2 separate regions of the Mus musculus genome follow, and region 2 is linked to region 1. Evidence: chromatin loops called from intact Hi-C (ENCODE). Cell type or tissue: heart. All regions are shown on one strand. Each heading gives the region's core, and the rest is flanking DNA. Links, peaks and the distances in the headings are about the cores only.

Region 1 (2,919 bases), core at 197-2,696:
ACCCCCCAGAGAAAAAGGAAAAGGATGACCTCAGGCAAATCTGAGTTACAGGTTCATGTGCTTAAAGTTGTTTATTTACTTGTGATTTGAAAAGGAAAGGAAGAAGAAGCCTGCTTGAAAGCTTTGTGTCTGCAAAGAGTTGCTCAAGTTGCATTATGCAGCAACTGGTTAAAATTGCCAAATTGTCTCTTTCGTTTCTGCAAAAATGGCAAACGTTGCTCTTTTGCTTCTATAAAGGTCATTATGGTTTAAAGTGAAAACACACACACACACACACACACACAAACTTGGGTCATCGACTTGTTATTGAATTTGAGACGTGTTTTTGTTTACTAGTAAAATAAATCTAAGGATGTTTCTGTGGCTCCCAACCCCAGAAAGACAATCTCACAATGCAGCTAATGACTTTCTGTTCCTTTCCTTGTCGCTCAGGATCTTTTCCCTGAAAGATGGATCTCACAGCAGCCTGTTTCTAATTACTCTGTGTGCACATGAACTGAATACAAAGTATAGGGGTGCTTGGGTGGCGTGTCATGATCTTTCTCTTGTGCATTCCTGCCCCTTTCACAGTTTTGAAGATAATATAATTGTGGAAATAAAGTTCTTAACGAATGCATCTCAAAGTGGCATTTTCCAAATGTAACCAGGAAAGAAGTCAGCTCCTTTTTATAGTTGGTGAGGCATCACTGAGCAGGCATCAGCATGCGTATACCCAGAAGAAGAGAAAGAACAACTTGTGCAAGCCATTGTTGGTCATGAGCACTGCTTACTCTGGCCACAGTAGATTGTGACCTCACAACTCTTTCAAGAAAAATAAAGTGGGAATGCCTGGCATGCGCCGGGCACTGAGGTCAACTTCAGTCACAAATAAACAACAAGTAAAGTAATGAGCAAGCGTGATTTAACAGTCCCAAACAATGCATGTCTGCTGAACTACATCTTCTAGTCTGCTTGTTAATTCTGAGTGTATAGGCCAGGGCATGATTGTCATCACTGACACAACACCCAGCAGTGACATTTTATACAGAAGTTCCTCTTCAGTAACTCCTCACTACTACACTAGTCCTTTTCCTTCTCCTTCTCCTTCCCTTCTCCAACCCCCCCCCCCCCCACACACACACAGCCTGCATCCTTGTGTTCACCCACAGGGGTGTCACAGGACAGAGTTCAGACATGACTTTTGCCAGGATACTGGTATATGAGAGGGAGGGCAGGAGGGGAGAGGGAGGGGCAGGGAGGAGGAGGAGGGAGGAAGAGAGAGAGAGAGAGAGAGAGAGAGAGAGAGAGAGAGAGAGAGAGAAAGAGAGAGAAATCTTTTAAACTCTGAACTGCTAGAAAAACATGAAAATACTGATCTTTTAAAGGACTCTTTAAAAGGGATACATTTGGCTAGGGATATTGCTTAGTGGTTAGAGCACTGGCTGCTCTTCCAGAGAACAGCACTTCAGTTTCTAGCATCCATGTTAGGCAACTTAAAAAATTCAGATGCAGTTCCATAGTATGTAACACCCTCTTCTGGCTTCCACTGGCATCCACATACATACACAGAGCACACTTTACACAATAAAAATACATCTTAAAATTCAATGTGTATCATGTCTTTTTGAGGAGTGAATAAAAAAAGAAACAAACAAACAAAAAGAAATAGGTAAGGACATGACTGGTCCCAGATTCAGCACCAGGTGAATGAAAGAAAGAAATAAAAGGGGGAGAACATGACTGCTCCCAGGTTTGGTAGAGGAGAAAGCCTATTACATATGTGGGAGTCCAGAGATAATATGAGTCATGTAAGGAGACAGCACAGGGAAAGGGAGAGGGGAGAGAGGGGAACCAGGCAGAAGGCCCAAAAGAGAGTAGAAGGCAGGGAACAGATTACCAAACTGGTCAGATTACAGAGCAAGCAAGGGCAGCCCAGTCCCTGGCCTGGAGAAGTTTAGGGTGGGGTGGGGTATGTTAGCCAGGAGGCCCTGTAACAGCTAGGGACTGAGATGATAGGACAATTTTTGATGTGTCACATAGGCACCTCAGCCATCTGTCTCAAGTTTGAAACCCAACAATGAGAATGTTAGGAAAGTTTCCACTGCTGTGATAAACTTGACTCATACAAAAGTTTTATTTTGGTTCAAAGCTTCAGATCCTGGTAGCTCCCTTCACTGTTCTTACGCCGACGGGGGTGGGGTGGAGTGGGGGAGGGGTAACAACACCAAGGTAGAAGTGTGTGGCATGAGAACCTTTCTTATCTCATGACAGCTAGTAAATACTGAGGGGCAATAGGGCTCAGTGGGACAGAGTCCTAATAGCACCTTTCTAGGGCATGCCTGCCATGCCCTAGCTTTCTCTCTACTAGGTTCTACCTCCAAATGTTTCTAACACTTGCTGGAGTACCACCCTCTGGGAGCAAGCCTTTAACACATGAACTTTTGAGAAACATTTAGGACATTAAGCAGAACAGATGGGTCATGTAAGCAATACTGTTTACATAAACAATAGCTATGAAGATACAGTGATCCTTCTGTATGTGGGGAGGGTTGCTCCAGGGTTCTACTGAGGATACCATAACCTGTGCATGTTCAAGTCCTTCTTGAAAGTATTTCCATATACTGATGCACAAATTCTTATATTTCCATATGTCATTTAGACTACTTGAAATACCTAATCCAAGGTAGGGTCTGTATAAATTGTTTTATACAGATTATATAAATATAACATTAATACTATATTATCTAGGCAATAATGACAAGAAGACAAATAGGTTTGTGTTCAGTACAGGTATGATTTGTTAAGAATGTTTCCTATCTGTATTGGTTGACTCCTGACATACAAACCCGTGGAAGGATGGAGCTCTCTGGGCCCTTGGAGGTGGAGAAAACTTAAAGTCAGGGCCATCATAACACAGAGTTCTTGGGGTAAATGACTTGA
Region 2 (2,919 bases), core at 230-2,729, 140 kb before region 1:
CCCTTTCCCCTGAGTCTAACCTCAGTACGGCTCTTACATTCCCATGGATCTAAGGCATCAGAATCTGTCAATGATGCACAACAATTGGGACTTTACCTGCTCCTCACAGGGATGCTTTCAAGGAACCTCCTTCTGTCTACAGTTTACTGACAGATTTCAGCCCCTGGGTTAAGCTAGAGTCAAGGAATACAGTGTTTCCAAGGGCAGAGGAAACAGACTATGAGCACAGTAGTGTCTGTGTGACTGAGGGGCATGCTGGAGATTCTGTTGCCGAAAACATGTAAATGTGCTTAATGAAATTTAAAAATAAACAAGAAATTGGTGACACAATGCACACCCTACCTAATATGTTTGGGTGTATGGTATCAAATATGACTCAAGCAGAGAAATGTGGTGCCCGTATTTCCTCCAGCACCCCTGTTACCCTCCCATGTTCTGTACATAGATGCTGTGTCCTGCTCTGAGGGGCCTATATGATGGCTTGGGATTGTTTTGTTTTGTTTTGATTGTCTTACCTGGGGCATGTTAGCAGATGTGGTTAAATCCTAAAGTTCTGACTACTATCTCTCCCATGATTTTTCTATGGCCCACTCTGCTCTCAAATTTACCATCTGCCCCGGCCTCCCTGTACTGAAGTGACAGGTTGCATGCCACTATTATAATGGTTTTGTTTTCCATGTTTGGAATTCCTTCTTGTCATTTGCTTTCCTGGCAAGCCTGTCCTCACTAAAAACATGTGTTATATTGCTTCAAAAGTCTTCCTGGAATTCCCTAGACAGACTTGCTTGTATTTCTCTGTACTGTTAACCTTTGATGGTATTATTGTTTTTATGGGATTGTGGTACTACTTAAGGCATATTCACTAAAATACAAATGTCCTCACAGGTACGAGTGTCTTTTGAGTCTTCTTGTGTTCATTCTCTAACTCTGGCTCAATCTCAGACACAGAAGGTTCCCAAGAACTGTGGGTTGGGCACGACTGCACCTTAACAACATTCTCTATGCACACAGTCAGCCCTTTACTCAGTTCAGCCTCTCCAATGGTAGGTATTTCCTGGATGTGCGTGCGCTGGCTGTTGCCCTGCTCCGTGCTCCCCATCCCTGTGAGTCAGATCGCTTCATTATGTAGGGGGATGGCATGACTTCTGCTCTTCACAAATTTTATTTCTAAGAAGTGATGTAATCTGTGAGTATACACAAAACTTACAGAGGCATCACAATTTAATTTAAATATATAGTGATTATTAAGCAGAGGGGTCTGGAGGCAGACAGAGCTGACCAGGGAAAAAGACCCATGACATGAGTTGGGCACACAGGGAAGTGTGGCATTGTACCAGCCTGGCTGTCCTCACTCACCCCTCAGCTGCCTGCTGACAAAACAATCACGCCCTCTGCTCGGCAGCTGAACTATTTTCAGTGGACTTGAAGTCCAGACACACACACTTATCTCTCCCTTCAATGCTGCACAATTGGCACGCCTTAAAATGGAAATCTTTTCAAATTTGATCTTTCGTGAATCTAACATCTCGTTAGAACAAAGCATACTTGCCAACTTTTGGGCCAACTGCATTCTTCAACTGCGTTCTTCTATCTAGCAGCCTTGAAATAGCGTGGTGATAAGCATGGATCTTCCCATCGATTAGGGAAATCCTAACTCCGATATTAGTCTCTTCCATAATGTTCCAAGTGGCAGGGGATAGCACTGTCATTTTTGCAGACAGTGGTAGAGGTAGTTACCTCAGGGAAACAACTTTGTTTGCAAAGGGCGTTAAACCTAAAGGAAGTGAGGCACTCACCTGTTCCATGATGATCCACCTGTTCTTTAATGCTGACGAGACATTATAACTAACACATAACCAAGCAATCTAATAGTAACAAGCTCATAGGTAACACCAAATCTTCTCGTGAGTTAAAGTATAGATATGACTGAGACCTTATTTCATGAATATGAAAGACAAAGAAGTATGAGAAATTGCCCAAGGTTTGAAAGAAAATATAGAGATTTGTGTTCCAAGCTTGCGGCCAGTTGTTCATGTAGGGTCTGAAAATCCTAAAACAGACTTAAAAACTCGCAAGATGTCTTGTGCTTGTAACAGTTTTTTTTTCCCTCCCATGTGGGGACTTAGGAAACTCTTTGCCATGAGGTTGGAACTCCGAAGAATTATAGCTGAGAATAAGAGTGAGCTGGGAGCCAATTGGCTATGTTTAGGGTGGTAGGTTGGGTCCAAAGTACATTTATCATTGAAATTGTAGTAAATGTTGATGAGAGACCCAGATAACCCAAAGCAAGCATTATCCTAATTCACAAATTATGCCAACACATAACTGTTAAAAGGCGAATTTGGATGCACAATAGCAAATAACCAGGACCACAGGGAAACAGAAAACCATAACTAAAATAAAAACTGTCCTGGAAAGACTTCAGAAATCTTATCACCAGGAAGGAATTTTTGAAACAATGTCTTCTCTCCTTCCAGAAATAAAAGACAAGGTTTAGAATCACGTTTCAGAACTGAAAACAAGTAAGTCATATCAGAATTACAAAGGACCAGATAAAAGAAACTAGACCTGCAAAATTAAGTAACTAGAATGAGTAACTCAAAGAGTAGATTTAATAGCAGTCTCAATGCAATTAAAGAGAGAATGTATGGTCTGAATAACGGAACAGAAAGAGAGATTAGGTCACACATGGACCTAATAAGTAAGTGACAGACCACATGGAGGGAGAAGTCACATTGAGAAAGCATCAGATATAAATGAAGTAGAGTATTTGAAGAAATAGTAGCTCAAAATCTTCCAACCTTGAAAAGAAACAGTAAAGCCACATTCAATAGTCTCAAGGCAAACAGATAGTTTACCGTACCCTGTGTGAAACTGCTATAAACAATTACAACCAGAAGGCTAAGTCGTAAGAGAAGC

The links. Hi-C counts contacts between places; a loop is a spot of excess contacts. Peaks named below come from ENCODE experiments on the same cell type or tissue, not always from the same donor. Only the 100,000 strongest peaks of a DNase experiment are listed, where the experiment ranks them.
Region 2: a loop joins it to region 1, with 2.4 times the contacts of the local background. A loop is called at or near these places in 1 of 42 quality-filtered maps.

Annotation. Positions count from the first base shown.
Region 1 is chr13:81,132,706-81,135,624 of GRCm38, forward strand. All of the region lies in intron 87 of Adgrv1 (adhesion G protein-coupled receptor V1), which reads right to left. Among named protein-coding and RNA genes, the nearest start is that of Gm32639, 30 kb to the left of the region's middle. In heart, for the core only: a CTCF peak has its summit at 1,518 (motif pointing left); a DNase peak (open chromatin) is centred at 1,916; H3K27ac peaks cover 1,284 bases.
Region 2 is chr13:80,988,585-80,991,503 of GRCm38, forward strand. All of the region lies in intron 1 of 9330111N05Rik (RIKEN cDNA 9330111N05 gene), which reads left to right. Among named protein-coding and RNA genes, the nearest start is that of 9330111N05Rik, 26 kb to the left of the region's middle. In heart, for the core only: no CTCF peak of the experiment used is centred there; a DNase peak (open chromatin) is centred at 1,367; H3K27ac peaks cover 373 bases.